2 separate regions of the Homo sapiens genome follow, and region 2 is linked to region 1. Evidence: read pairs that join two places in POLR2A ChIA-PET (ENCODE). Cell type or tissue: PC-9. All regions are shown on one strand.

Evidence for each region. Peaks named below come from ENCODE experiments on the same cell type or tissue, not always from the same donor. Only the 100,000 strongest peaks of a DNase experiment are listed, where the experiment ranks them.
Region 2: POLR2A ChIA-PET joins it to region 1 with 13 read pairs; 2 of 35 experiments call an interaction of 5 or more read pairs at or near these places.

The regions. Positions count from the first base shown.
Region 1 is chr19:6,341,391-6,349,390 of GRCh38, reverse strand. It overlaps a transcript of ACER1 not described here. Among named protein-coding and RNA genes, the nearest start is that of ACER1, 12 kb to the right of the region's middle. In PC-9, no CTCF peak of the experiment used is centred here; no DNase peak of the experiment used is centred here.
Region 2 is chr19:6,089,568-6,097,567 of GRCh38, reverse strand. The region is part of intron 1 of RFX2 (regulatory factor X2); the gene reads left to right. Among named protein-coding and RNA genes, the nearest start is that of RFX2, 17 kb to the left of the region's middle. RefSeq lists an enhancer at 4,291-4,996. In PC-9, no CTCF peak of the experiment used is centred here; a DNase peak (open chromatin) is centred at 4,997; H3K4me3 peaks cover 718 bases; H3K27ac peaks cover 1,132 bases.

The sequences.
Region 1 (8,000 bases):
TCCTTCCTTCCCTCCCTCCTTCTGTCCCTCCCTCTTTTCCTTTCTTCTTTCTCTCTCTCTCTTTCTTTCTTTTATTTTGTAGAGATGGGGGCTCCCTATGTTGCCCAGGCTGATCTCAAACTCTAGGCTCAAGCCATCCACCTGCCTCTGCTTCTCAAAGCGCTGGGATTACAGACATGAGCCACCAAGCCTAGCTCTCCTCCTCCTCCTCCTCCTTCTTCTTCTTCTTCCTTCTTCCTTCTTTCTTTCTTCTTCTTCTTCCTCTTCCTCCTCCTCCTCCTCTTCTTCCTCTTCTTCTTTCTTCCTCCTCCTCCTTCTTCTTCTCCTTCTTCTTCTTGATGGAGTCTCGCTCTGTTGCCCAGGCTGGAGTGCAGTGGTGCTATCTCAGCTCACTGCAACCCGCGCCTCCTGGGTTCAAGCAATTTTTCTGCCTCAGCCTCTGGAGTAGCTGGGACTACAGGCACCCGCCACCATACCCAGCTAATTTTTGTATTTTTAGTAGAGACAGGTTTTCACCATATTGGCCAGGCTAGTCTCAAACTCCTGATCTCATGATCCACCCGCCTCGGCCTCCCAAAGTGCTGGGATTACAGGCTTGAGCCACCATGCCCAGCCTGCCGTGCTTCTTTCTTTGACAACTGTGAATTCCCAATAAAAATCTCACACCCCAAATTATTTCTCAGGATCTGTTCTGGAGAATCCAAATGGTGACTCAGAGCTTTTGTCATCTTTTTTTTTAATGCCTGTGGAGCATTCCATGTCGATATCAAAACCCATAATTTAGTTAACTAGTCTCCTGTAAATGGATGTTTTCTTTGTGACGAAAGATTTTTTCCCTCTCATCAGATTGGTCCTTTAAGAGACCCTTCTGTCTTAGAGAGCCCCAGGGCTCAGTCTTTAATCTTCTTTTTTTTTTTTTTTTTTTCCAGATGGAGTCTCACTCTACCACCCAGGCTGGAGTGCAGTCGTGAGATCTTGGCTCACTGCAACCTCCACTTCCCGGGTTCAAGCAATTCTCCTGTCTCAGCCTCCAGAGTAGCTGAGATTACAGGCGCGTGCCACCACACCCAGCTAATTTTTGTATTTTTAGTAGAGACAGGGTTTCACCATGTTGGCCAGGCTGGTCTCAAACTCCTGACCTTAGGTGATCCACCCGCCTCGGCCTCCCAAAGTGCTGGGATTACAGATGTGAGCCATTGCACCCAGCCTGTTCTTCTTTATCCACGACCCCTCAGAAATGTCATCCAGCTGCATGGCTTTAAATACGTGTGTAGGTACCTGGATGCCTCCCAGCTTTGTCTTACCCACCTAGATGTCTCACTCCTCAAAATTAACACTTCTAGTCAGGCACTGTGGCTCAAGCCTGCAATCCCAGCACGTTGGGAGGCCAGGCTGGTCTCAAACTCCCAACCTCAGGTGATCCGCCCCCCACCTTGGCCTCCCAACGTGCTGGGATTACAGGCATGAGCCACTGTGCCTAGCCATTTTCCCTTTTTATAAGGACACTAGTCATGGAGGACAAGGACCTGCCCTAATAACTTATTTGTTGTTGTTGTTGTTTAGATTTGCTCTTCTTTTCCGGGCTGGAGTGCAATGGCATGATCTGGACTCACTGCAGCCTCCACCTCCTGGGTTCAAGCGATTCTCCTGCCTCAGCCTCCCGAGTAGCCGGAATTACAGGCACCTGCCACCACGCCCGGCTAATTTTTGTATTTTTAGTAGAGACAGGCTTTTGCCATGTTGGTCAGGCTGGTCTTGAACTCCTGACGCCAGGTAATCCACCCACTTCGGCCTCCCAAAGTGCTGGGATAACAGGCGTGAACCACCACGCCCGGCCATCATTTTAACTCCATTACCTTTCTAAAGACCCTGTTTCCACACAGTGGCTCGTACCTATAATCCCAGCACTTTGGGAGGCCATGGTGGGCAGATCACCTAAGCCCAAGAGTTCAAGGCCAGCTTGGGTAACATGGCGAAACCTCATCTCTACAAAAAATTCAGAAACATTAGCTGAGTGTGGTGGTGCACACCTGTCGTCACCACTAACGAGGCTGAGGTGGGAGGATGGCTTGAACCCAGGAGGTTGAGGCTGCAGTGAGCTATGATTGCACCACTGTACTCCAGTCTGGATGACAAAGTGAGATTCTGTCTCAAAAAAAAAAAAAAGAAAAAGAAAAGAAAAGAAAAAGAGACTATTTCCAAGCAAGGTCACATTCTGAGGGACGAGGGGGTCTGTAACTTATCTTTTATTATTATTTTATATATATATATATATATATATTTTTTTTTTTTGTAGAGACAGGGACTCGTGGTGTTGGCCAGGGTGGTCTCAAACTCCTGACCTCAAGCGATACTCCCTCCTTGGCCTCCCAAAGTGCGGAGATTATAGATGTGAGTCACCATGCCCTGTCTGCAACACATCTTTTTAGAGAATACAATTCAAGCCATAACAGTAAGATCCCTCTTTATCTTTCCTTTTTTCCCTCCTCGGTCTCAGCCTTCAAGAAGGAAGGAAAGAAGGGGGTGGGCAGAGAACCTCCTCCCCGCTGGACCAGAGTAATCTCCGCTGTGATGTTGAAGAAAATACATCTGAGTTCTGAGCTAGATGGACAGATTTTAAACCTTTGAACCTTAGAATGGACTGATGGAAAACAGCGGCTGGGGGTGGTGGCTGACCACCAGATGTAGATGGCTGGTGGACAGCCATCTAGAAGCCAAGGAGAGAGGCCCCAGGATTATCCTAGCATTTTGGGAGGCCAAGGTGTGATGATTGCTCCAGCCAGGAGATTGAGGCTGCAGTGAGCTATGATTGCAGCACTGCACTCCAGCCTGGGTGACAGAGCAAGACCCTGTCTCAAAAAAAAAAAAAAAGAAAAGAAAAAAAAGAAGAAGAAGAAGGAGAAGAAGAAGGAGGAGGAAGAGGAGGGGGAGGAGGAGGAGGAGGAGAAAAGAATGAGTGAAATAAAAGGTTAATAACCAATAACCTTAGAATACCCATTTGAGGTTATTGGATTTAGGTAGAGGAGGCAGTAGAAATGACATAATGCCACTTAATGAAAACTTTTCTCGAACTTTTTTTTGGAGGAAGGAATGAGACAGGCTCAGTTGAAGAGATACTTCCAGATTAGAGTCTCCAGATTTAGCACATAAAAATACAGGAGGCTCATTTAAATTTGAATTTCAGATACATGAAGAATAATTTTTAGGATAATCCGATCATATGCAATATTTGGAACATATTTATGCCAAAAACTTATCCATCGTTAATCTGAAATTCTGATTTAACTGGGTGTCCTGTATTTTATCTGGCAACCCTTCTTCTAGTAAGTCATGGAATTAACCCACCTTGGAAGATGATGTGATGGTCAGGCACAGTGGCTCACGCCTGGAATCCCAGCAGCTTGGGAGGCTGAGGTGGGAGGATCACTTGAGCCTGGGTGTTTGAAAGCAGCCTGGGCAATATAGGGAGACCCCATTTCCAATAATAATAATTATTATTATTATTATAATAAAATTAGCTGGATGATGCCAGGCATGGTGGCTCATGCCTGTCATCCCAGCACTTTGGGAGGCCAAGGCAGGTGGATCATCTGAGGTCAGGAGTTGGAGACCAGTCTGGGCAACATGGTAAAACCCTGTCTTTACAAAAAATACAAAAATTAGCTGGGCATGGTCGTGCGCGCCTGTAATCCCAGCGACTCAGGAGGCTGAGGCAAGAGAATCGCTTGAACCCAGGAGGCCGAGATTTCAGTGAGCTGAGATCGTACCACTGCACTCCAGCCTGGGTGACAGAGTGAGACTCCATTTGAAAAAAAAAAAAAAAAAGAATCTAATACCTGATGATCTGTCACTGTCTCCCATCACCCCCAGCTGGGACAGTCTAGTTTCAGGAAAACAAGGGGAGGGCTTTCCCTGATTCTACATTATGTGAGCTGTATAATTAGTTCATTATATATTACAGTGTAATACTAATAGAAATAGTGAACAATAAATGTAATGTGCTTGAATCATCCTGAAACCATTCCACACCTCCGTGATAAAATTGTCTTGCACAAAACTGGTCCTGGGTGACAAAAAGCTTGCAGATTGCTGCATTATAGCATAAAAGTAGCCATAGACAACTTACAAACAAATGGGTGTGACCGTGTGCCAATAAAAATTTATCCACATAACTTCATTTACAAACAACACACGGAGGCCGGGCACGGTGGCTCACGCCTGTAATCCCAGCACTTTGGGTGGCAGAGGCCAGTGGATCACCTGAGGTCAGGAGTTTGAGACCAGCCTTGACCAGCCAGGAGATCAAGACCATCCTGGCCAACGTGGTGAAACCCCGTCTCTACTAAAAATACAAAAAATTAGCCAGGTGTGGTGGCGGGCACCTGTAGTCCCAGATACTTGGAAGGCTGAGGCAGGAGAATGGTGTGAACCCGGGAGGCGGAGGTTGCAGTGAGCCGAGATCGTGCCACTGCACTCCAGCCTGGATGACAGAACGAGACTCCATCTCAAAAAAATAAACAAATAAATAAATAAAATAAAATAAAATAAAATAAAATAAATTGATTGTTGTGAAATATATCTTCACAAGAGGATATATAACATACATATATGGTTTAAAGAAAAAAACAACAAAATAATCCAACAATTGTGCCCCCTTGTATTTACCTAGATGCATTGAAAACTTATACCCACACAGGCCAGGTGCGGTGGCTCACGCTTGTAATCCCAGCACTTTAGGAGGCTGAGGCAGGCGGATCACTTGAGGTCAGGAGTTCAGGACCAGCCTGGCCAACATGGTGAAACCTTGTCTCTACTAAAAATACAATAAATTAGCCAGGTATGGTTGTGGGTGCCTGTAGTCCGAGCTACTAGGGAGGCTGAGGCAGGAGAATCCACTATTTACTTAACGAGTCTTTATTTAATAAATAAATAAATTTATTTATTTATTGAGATGGAGTTTTGCTCTTGTTGCCCAAGATGGAGTGCAATGGCACAATCTTGGCTCACTGCAACCTCTGCCTCCTGGGTTCAAGCGCTTCTCATGCCTCAGCCTCCTGAGTAGCTGGAATTAAAGGTGCCCCACCATGCCTGGCTAATATATATATATTTATATATATATTTTTAGACGGAGTCTCGCTCTGTCGCCCAGGCTGGAGTGCAGTGGCGCAATCTCGGCTCACTGCAAGCTCCACCTCCTGGGTTCGGGCCATTCTCCTGCCTCAGCCTCCCGTCGCCTGGCTAATATTTTGTATTTTTAGTAGAGACAGGGTTTTACTATGTTGACTAGGCTGGTCTCGAACTCCTGACATCAGGTGATCCACCTGTCTTGAGCTCCTGGGATTACAGGCATGAGCTGCCATGCCCGGCCTACTTATCAAGTCTTTAACTCAGGGATGTTTGTGAATAGTTCCATGGTTTTGCTATTGCAGGCAGGGCTGCTCTGAATAATCTTGTACCAGAATCCTGGGTCCATTTGTGGGAGTTTCTCAGGGGGACATAAATCCAGGAGATGAGTTGCTGGTTGTAGGACATGTTCATTTGCACCTTTACTGAATGTGATGGAGGCAGCCTGTTGTGGTTTAAAGATTCAGGCTCCCTTCCCACAGGGTAAAGTGGATACCAGGAAGTGGCTGCTGTGCTACAGATTACATTTCCCAGCAACCCTTTCATCTAGTGGAGGTCATGTGACTAGTTCTGACCAATAGAGGTACACCAAAGCCATGTTGGGATTGAGAGCCACAAGTTGGGAGGAAGCCCACATTTTGTTAGTGGAGGCCACATGTTGAGGTGGGGGCCACATGATGGGTATGGAGGCCACATGTTGGGAGCAAAGGGCACATTTTGGGATTTAGAGCCACAAGTTGGGAGGAAGCCCACATTTTGTGAGTGGAGGCCCCACGTTGAGATGGATGCCACTTGATGGGTATGGAGGCCACATGTTGAAAGTGGAGGCCACATATTGGGAGTGGAGGCCACATGTTGAGATGGAGGTCACGTGTTGGGATGGAGGCCACATGCTGGGATGGAGGCATCATGAGAAGGAAGGAAGGGGCCTGGATTGCTAAATTCCCACTTGCCTGAGCCTTCTGGGACAGCTTCACCCTCCATACTCTTTGCTTATGTGAGATGTAAACTTTTAGGACACTGATATTTGTGGAATTGTCTTGTTCTAACAGTTGAACTACTGTACCCAGTAATGCTTCAGGTAATGTCAAATTATTTTCCAAAGTGGTTGGCCTCTTCATATTTCCACCACTCCCCCACTTCCCATCCTCACCAGTACTCGGAATCGGCAAGTTAAAGAAAAAACTTTTGGCTGGGTGCGGTGACTCACGCCTGTAATCCCAGCACTTTGGGAGGCCAAGGTGGGCGGATCACCTGAGGTCGGGAGTTCGAGACCAGCCTGACCAACATGGAGAAACCCTGTCTCTACTAAAGATACAAAATTAGCCGGGCACAGTGGCGGGTGCCTGTAATCCCAGCTATTCGGGAGGATGAGGCAGGAGAATCACTTGATCTCGGGAGGTGGAGGTTGCAGTGAGCCGAGATCATGCCATTGGACTCCAGCCTGGGCAACAAGAGCAAAACTCCGTCTCAAAACAAACAAACCCACAACTTTTTATCTTGAAATAGTTTGTTTTTATTTTATTGTATTTATTTATTTATTTTTTTGAGATTGAGTCTTGCTCTGTTGCTCAGACTGGAGTGCAGTGGCACGATCTTGGCTCACTGCAAGCTCCACCTCCTGGGTTCACGCCATTCTCCTGCCTCAGCCTCCTGAGTAACTGGGACTACAGGCGCCCGCCACCACGCCTGGCTAATTTTTTGTATTTTTAGTAGAGACGGGGTTTCACCATGTTAGCCAGGATGGTCTCAATCTCCTGACCTCGTGATCCGCCCGCCTCAGCCTCCCAAAGTGCTGGGATTACAGGTGTGAGCCACCACTCCCGGTCTGAAATAGTTTGTTTTTAAAATGGATTATTATTATTTTTTTTTAGAGACACAGTCTGCCTATGTTGCCCAGGCTGGTCTCGAACTCAAACAGAAATTGCAGTGAGCCAAGATCAAGCCACTGCACTCCAGCCTGGGCAACAGAGTGAAACTCCATCTTAAAAAAAAAAAAAAAAAAAAAGAACTAGGATACTCTCTTACACAACCAGAATTCATTTATCTACTTCAGAAAATAAATATGGACACAATACTATTATCTACTTTATATTCCATGTGCAAATTTCACCAATTACCCAATAATGTCCTTTGTGACTTTGGGCATTGTTAGACTAAAATTTTCCCCATCTGTACGGTAACCATTATTGACTTAAACACTGTCTTTAAACAAGTTCATTTTCCAAAAACACTTTCCAAATATTAATGCATATCTTTACTTCAAAAGGAAATTTTATATTGCTCCACTACATGGAAAGCTACTAAATAAATAGAAAGCAAGTATTAAAACCAACACTGCTGGGTGCAGTGGCTCACGCCTGTAATCCTAGCACTTTGGGAGGCCAAGGCAGGCAGATTATGAGGTCAGGAGTTCAAGACCAGCCTGGCCAACCTGGTGAAACCCGCGTCTCTACTAAAAATAAAAAAAATTAGCCGGGCATGGTGGCGGGTGCCTGTAATCCCAGCTATTTGGGAGGCTGGGGTAGGAGAATCGCTTGAACCCAGTAGTCAGAGGTTGTGGTGAGTGGAGGCTGCTGCACCATTGTACTCCAGCCTAGGTGACAGAGCAAGACTCCATCTCAAAACAAAAAGAAAAACAAAACAAAACAAAACAAAAGAAAACAAAAAAAAGCCCAATGCTAAGATGGGTATAGTTCCTTTTTTCTTTTTCTTTTTCTTTTTTTTTCTTTTTTTTTTTTTTGAGACAAGGTCTTGCTCTGTGGCCCAGGTTGGAGTGCAGTGGTGCACACATAGCTCACTGCAACTTCGACCTTTAGGCTCAAGCAATCTTCCCATCTCAGCTTCCTGAGAAGTTAAGACCACACGTGTGTACC
Region 2 (8,000 bases), 250 kb after region 1:
ATGTTACCCATGGGTACATACTATGTGCCTGGTGTATTACATGTATTACTTCTAATCCTTGTAAAAGCCCGGTGGAATTGGAATGATGATCACGCCCTCAGAAGGGTAAAGATATCTTAATGCATGTCTCAGTCCTTTGGGCAGGTAGCTGAGGAATCTTTCCTGCCGCTAAACTCCATGCAATTTGCCTTTCTCCTTAGTTGCTTCCCCTCTTTGTTGCTTCAGAAAGGGTTGGGCCCAGGGTCTAGGAAGAAAGGCAAGGCCCAAGTGAAAGAGAGATGTGTGGGTCCCAGCCTGGGCACCCTGCTCTTGCCAGAAACCCGAGTAGCCTGGACCGCTCGTTCTTCCTCCCCAGGGTCTAGTCCAAGGCTGTAGATGGAGCTGTCTCCTCTGTTGCCCAGTGTTGAAGGCTAGGGGTCATCTCATCCTCTCCCCACTCTGCTTCACCCCCACTAACCCACTGCCCTCTTTTCTACTCACTACTTCCTATAGGTCCCACCACCCAAACTGGTCTTGTATTGATTCTTCCCTTTCTGTTTCTGATTATACTGTTCCAGTTCAGACCCTCTCATGCAGGACTGTTAAAGTAAACTTCCGATTTCTTCCCTTAGATGAAGGGTATGGTGCTGGTCCTCTTGTTCTGTGTTCTTCCAAATCTGGTGCTTCCAGCTGCCCTCAACAATGGCCTTAAGATGGTGGGGGACCCTGGGAGGGGGAGACCACATGATATGGTGGAACATCATGGAATACCAGGAGTGCGTTGAATTAAATCATGTGAACTCATATTTTATTAATGCAACATGATTAAATTATAAGAAACGAGGCCAGGTGCAGTGCCTTACGCCTGTAATCCCAGCACTTTGGGAGGCCAAGGTGGGCGGATCACGAGGTCAGGAGATCGAGACCATCCTGGCTAACATGGTGAAACCCCGTCTCTACTAAAAATATAAAAAATTAGTCGGGCATGGTGGTGGGCGCCTGTAGTCCCAGCTACTCGGGAGGCTGAGGCAGGAGAATGGCATGAACCCGGGGGGCGGAGCTTGCAGTGAGCCGAGATCGCGCCACTGCACTCCAGCCTGGGAGACAGAGCAAGACTCCATCTCAAAACAAAACAAAACAAAACAAAACAAAACAAAAAACAAAAACGAGAGTGTGCGCAGTATCAACTATGAGCATACATTCTTTAAAACTGCTGTTGATTGGGTGAGACAGACTGGTACAGGGCTTCCCAATAATGTGAAACCTGCAGGGTATCACATTAGTTTTTGTTTTGTTGTTGGCTACTCTTCATTAGCAAATAAGAGGAAATATCTACCAAGGGTTTAAGAAATATTGGTAGGGAAAATGTTTTAAATTCGAGGAACCTATTCAATAAATATTTCTGCAGATTGGCGCAAGTGCCATTATTTTATTTGAGCAGTGCCTTTATTTTATTTGAGCAAAGGAAGCCCACAGGATGTTTTAGTATTCCAAGGAAGTGGGGATCAGCAAACATTCTCTATAAAGGGCTAGATAGTAAATGTTTTAGCTTTTGAGGCCCAGATGGTCACTATCTCAACTACTCAGCTCTCCCGATGGAGCTTGAAAGCAGATGTAGACAACATGTGAGAGCTTGGGCCTGGCCGTGTGCCAATCAAACTTTATTTATGGATGCTGAAATGTGAATTTCATGTAATTTTCATGCATCACAGAATATTTTGATTTTGATTTTTTTCTAACCACTTCAAAATGTAAAAGCCATTCTTAGCTCATGGGCCATACACAAACAGGCTAGCGGCTGGGCCAGATTTGGGTGGTGGGCGGTAGTTTCCTGACCTCTGCCCCTGTGGTGCAGTCCAGGGGCTCTGACTCGCATTCGTAGACTTTCTCCAAGTGGTCCATCCTATTTCCCCCTTTATTCCCCGAGCTCCACCCAGCTTGGTCTCTTGACCCCTTCCCTGCCCCACACACCCTCCCCTTGTTTACACCTCTGCCTGATTTTCCCTACCCCACCTCCAGCAGGGTCCAGGACGGGATGCTGCCCAGACTCCCCTGCCCCATTGTTTATGGTACCCTGTTCCATCTGGAGTCTGCACCTGTTACCTTTTGCCACGTAAGGAATTATCTGTGTATGTCTCCTTTTCTTTCTCACCCCATCCATGCAAAACCCTTGAGGATAGAGGCCATGTCTAACTGTATTTGTGGGACACCAAATAGAGTAATTATTTGTCAAAATTACATGAGTTCTTACTAGATAGAGATCACATCTACATCTAAAAATCATTTTGCTTACTTTCTAGTAAAATAGAATCTCTTAAAATATTTGTGAATTCTTAAACTTATCCTGAGATGATTTATTCTAAGTGTCTTCTAGATCATTACCGGCCAATAAAGAAACATAACACAAGCCACGTGTGAAATTTGCAATTTTCTAGTAGCCGCATTTTATTTATTTGTTTTTATTTATTTATTTATTTGAGATGGAGTCTTGCTCTGTCGCCCAGGCTGGAGTGCGGTGGCGCGATCTCGGCTCACTGCAAGCTCTGCCTCCTGGGTTCACACCATTCTCCTGCCTCAGCCTCCCGAGTAACTGGGACCATGCCTGGCTAATTTTTTGTATTTTTAGTAGAGACGGGGTTTCACCATGTTAGCCAGGATGGTCTCAATCTCCTGACCTCGTGATCCACCCGCCTCAGCCTCCCAAAGGGCTAGGATTACAGGCATGAGCCACTGCACCTGGCCTAGTAGCTGCATTTTAAAAAGTAAAAAGAGACAAGTGAAAGTAATTTAATAATACATTTCATCCAATGAACTGTATTGAAAATATTCATTTCAATATATAACCTATATGAAAAATTATTGTCGAGATATTTCACATTCTTTTTTGTGTGCTAAGTCTTAGAAATGTTAGTTCGGACCAGCCCCATTTCAGGTGCTCAGCAGCCACGTGTGGCCCTGGCTTCTATACCGACTGCACAGGTAAAGGTGTTAAAGTCAAAGCAGGCACAAGTTTTAAGTCAACTCTTCCTTTTAAAAGGTGACCACTATATTGGCTACTTACTGGCGTGCAGATACTTCATAGCCGTGAAAACATAAGGTCACTGACAAAGTCTGAGTAGCGTGGGTCCACCTGACCTCAGCGTTGTCCATTTTCTAAAGTGATCATCACTGGACTTTGAAACACAGGTGGTGCCCTCCAAGCCACCTGAGTGATCTGTCCCCAGAATTCCCTAGTGACCATTTCAGGACTTTGGGATCCTGTGTGTAGTCCCCATAATTCTGACTGCTTCTCTTTTACATTATAAAAGTCTTACGTTTTCATCATTAAAAAAAAATCCAAATTGTAAAAAAGAAAAAAAGAGCCTCTGGCTGCTTCTTCCTCTCTCCTCTGCCCCTCCCACCACTAAGAAAAGTTTGGTGTGGATGGTTTCAGATATTTCACAGGCCTGTAAAACATACATACGAATTCTTTAGTGTTTTTTGCATTGGGATGTAATTCACATGCCGCAGAATTCAGGCTCTTAATGTGTACAATTTAGTGGCTTTCAGTATATTCACAAGGTTATGCAACCATCACCACCATCTAATTCCAGAGTCATCACCCCAAAAAGACACCCTGTCCCCATTAAGCAGTCACTCCCCACCTCCCTTCCCCAGCCCCTGGCAGCCACTAAGCCACTTTCTGTCTTTGTGGATTTGCCTGTTCTGGAAACTTCATGAAAATGGAATCATATAGTAAGTAGCCTTTTGTGACTGGCTGTTTTTAGCATGATGTTCTCAAGGTTCATCCACCTTGTACCACGTGTTGGTGCTTCATTCCTTTTCATGGCTGGACTAATAGGGTTTTTTTGTGTGTTTTTTTTTTCTTCTTCAAAAAAGAGATCTTATTTTTCTCACTTTTCTGCCACCTGCTCTTTTACCTAATATTTAGCCTGTATCTTTCCTTATCACTTTCTACTGTGTTTGTGCTTCATTCTTTCTACTAATGGTCTGATATTCCACTCCTGTCCTAAGTACTTACTTAGCCTTTTATTCTATTTTATTTTATTTTTTTGAGACAGAGTCTTGCTCTGTCGCCCAGGCTGGAGTGCAGTGGCACAATCCCGGCTCACTGCAACCTCTGCCTCCCGGGTTCAAGCAATTCTCGTGCCTCAGCCTCCAGAGTAGCTGGGATTACAGGCATGTGCCACCACGCCCGGCAAATTTTTTGTATTTTAGTAGAGACGGGGTTTCACCATGTTGGCCAGGCTGGCCTCGAACTCCTGAGCTCAGGCAATCTGCCCCACTCAACCTCTCAAAGTGCTAGGACTGCAGGCATGAACCACCGCACCCGGCCTTAGTTATTTATTTATAGGCATTTTGGTTATACCTTCCACTTTACCGCCAATGCTGCAGTAAGCACCCGTGTCCAAATATATTTGTGTACACGTGTGAGATGTTTGCCCACTCGCGGCAGGGAAATTGCTGAGCCTGATGGACTTCCTCCCCTTGGCGTTAGCTTGCCGCCACTTACATCTGCGCTCCATTCCTACTATAAAGGTGACTTTCCACTTTTGTCCTCTCCTGAAACTACGCCGCCTCCAGCAGGACCGGGGCCACCTCCTCGCCTCCCCGACACCACAGGGCCTTTTTTTTACCACATGCGTGTCCGTTGCCCTAAGTCCCCGTCCCACTCCTTGCCTCTCAGGCCAACACAAACTCTTTAGCTTCTTAACATTTCAGAGTAGCAGGTCCCGGACCCTTTGACAGCCTCGTGAAAACTTGTGTCCCCACCCTCCAGGAGAATGCACACTGAACTCACCCACAGTGTTCTGTGGGCCACTTAGGAGGTGCTCAAACCCCCTGGCAGCCTCTCCCTCCCCCGGCCCCTCCTCTGGAACGTGTTCCCTGTCAGCTTAGCTCTGCCTATCCTACAGTCCACGTGTGACTGACTCAGCCTCATTCTGTCACCGTGAGCTGCGCCCATGCTCGCGTGTGCCTCTTGGGGAGGCCTGGCTGCTGGGCTGGTTTGCGCAGCCACAAGCTCATGCTTGTCGCCCTTGACTCCTGCGCGGACTCGAGCCTAGCAACGGCCTGCCCCGCCCCTCTGAATTCCCTCTGGACGCGTGGCTGTAAACTCTGCTACCTTTATTCTCCAGCAGAGCACTCGTTCTTCTGCCTTCTCAGCGGAAGACCTTCCTTCCAGCAGCCCAGCATGCAGCCTGCGGGGCCACCCTCCGTCCCAAGCTGCTTTCTTGGGTCATTGACCCCCTGCTGCCATGGCCCGGGTTTAGGGACTTGAGCCCCTGCTCTCTCCAGCCCGAGGAGGGAGCTCAGTTGTGCAGCCACTAGATCCTGTTCTTGAATGTCTTCCTTGCTGTTATAGTTGGCTTCTTCTTATGGTACAAATTCTTTCTCTTTAACTCTACGTAAACAATTTAAAACCAGAATTCCTGTGACCTAATCCTCGATAAAGTTATTCATTCTTAATCTGAGCTTTTCTCCTATTTTAAATTCAGTGAATCATGGTTTTCTTTTTTAACATCCTTTAAGATTTCTGAGACACCAACCTCCACAGTTTTCCTCCCCCCACTCCCGGATGTAGAATCTTCTAGAAACTCCCTGCTCCTTTATTCTCCAGGGTTAATGTTCACTGAGGGCTTGGCCCAGAAAGTCTACAATTCTCTGACTCCCAAACTGGGACATAGTCTCATTTCAGATTCCTGATTGTAAAATGCCTACCTCCCGCAGTTCATTCCTCATTCAGTCCCTCGGCTTATTCTGTTGATGGGTCTCATGTAAACACGTTTTGCGGCTTAGACTCAGAGTTCCTGAAACAGATTTCCCCACACCTACTTCTCTCCCATCACTCGAGATTTTCACAAACAGTCTGTTAGGGATCGTGTCCAACAGATATTGTTGTTTGTTACTGAAGTTTATTTCTGAAAATGTTCGAATTGTACTTTGTACGTTCTCGTGCCTAATTTTCTCATAATTATGAGAATATTGCATTTTACTTCTCCTGAGGTGAGGAATGCAGGAATGCTTTTAGTCTCTATATCATTGTTTCTCTTCGTGGCTGGCATTTGCCAGCACTCAGCGTCATCTTCTTTTTTCAATTGTGATAAAATTCACATACAATTCACCTTTTTTTTTTTTTTGAAGATAGGGTCTTGCTCTGTCGCCCAGGCTGCAGTGGGGTGGTGCGATCATGGCTTATTGCAGCCTCCACCTTCTGGGCTGGGACTATAGGTGCACGCCACCATGCCTGGCTAATTTTTTGTAGAGACAAGGTCTCACTATGTTGCCCAGGCTGGTCTCAAACTCCGGGATTCAAGCAATCCCCAGCCTCAGCCTCCCAAAGTGCTGGGTTTACAGGCATGCGCCACCACACCCAGCCCAAAATTTACCATTTTAACCACTTTAAAATGGTTTTCATTTGGTGGATTTTAGGATTTTCACAGTGTTGTGAAGCCATCATCACTCTCTAATTCCAGAACATTTCCATCACCGTGAAAAGAAACTCCATACCTATTAGAAGTCGATCACAGTCCCCTACTCCCAGCCCCTGGCAAACACCAAGTCTGCTTCTTGTCTATGTGGGTTTTCCTATTCTGAATATTTCCTGTAAATAGAATCATACAATATGTGACCTTTTTCGTGACTGACTTCTTTCACTTGTGTGTATATAAATATATATTTAAGCCCTGGAAGGTTGGGTAATATTGTTTTGCAGTTCATCCACATTGTAGCCTGTGTCAGAGCTTCATTCTTTTTTATGGCTGAATAGTATTCCACTCCATGGGTGGACCACATCTGTTTATGCATTCATCCCTTGATGGGCATTTGGGTTGTTTCTACCTTTTGACTATTACGAATAGTGCTGCTATGAATATTTGTGGACAAGCTTTTGCCTGGACATATAGCTTCATTTCTTCAGGGAATATACCTAGGAGTGGAGTTGCTGAGTCGTATGGTAACTGCAAGTTAACTGCCAAATTGTCCTTTCACAGTCCCACCGGCAGGGAGTGAGGGCTCCAGTTTCTCCACATCCTCACCAACACTTTTATTTTTCCCTGTTTTTAGTATAACCAGCCTCGTAGGTGTGAAGTGGTGTTTCATGGTGGTTCTTATTTGTGTTTCTGTAATGACTGATGATGCTGAGCCTCTTTTCATGTGCTTTCATCTGTCTATAGCTCTTCTTTGGAGAAATGTGTATTCTTTTTTTTTTTTTTTTTTGAGACAGAGTCTCACTATGTCACCCAGGCTGTAGTGCAATGGCGTGATCTTGGCTCACTGCAACCTCACCCGGCTGAGAAATTTGTATTCAAAGGTGTTATCTGGGCTGGCATGGTGGCTCATGCTTGTAATCTCAGCACTTTGGGAGGCTGATGCAGGAAGATCACTTGAGCTCAGTAGTTCAAGACCAGCCTGGGCAACATGGTGAAACCCTGTCTCTATGAAAAATTCAAAATGCAAAAATAGCCAGGTGTGGTGGTGTGGGCCTCTGGTCTCAACTACTCCAGAGGGTGAGGTGGGAGGACCTCTTGAGCCTGGGACGTTGAGGCTGCAGTGAGCGATGTACATGCCACTGTACTCCAGCCTGAGTGACAAAAGCGAGAACCTGTCTCAAAACAAACAAACAAACAATCCAAAGATGTTATCTTATACAAACAATCCAAAGATGTTATCTCATATAATAATTTTCTCTAATCCACAAGTTTCTGTTCCTCTGTGAAATGCCCAAAGACCCTGAATCATGAAGGTCCCCAGCACATGTAAGAGCTACACAGGGTGGTGGAGGGAAGGGAGGGTGACAGTTCATTCAGATGCTACAACAAAAATATTAGAGACTGGCTGGCTTCTAAACAACAGGAATGTGTTGCAGTCAGCTCTGGAGGCTGGGAAGTCCAAGATCAAGGCACTGGCAGATTCAGTGTCTGGGGAGGGCCTGCTTTCTGGTTCGGCTTCTGCCTTCTAGCTGTGTCCTCACGTGATGGAAGGGGCAGGGGAGGTCTCTGGGGCCTCTTTTGCAAGGACCC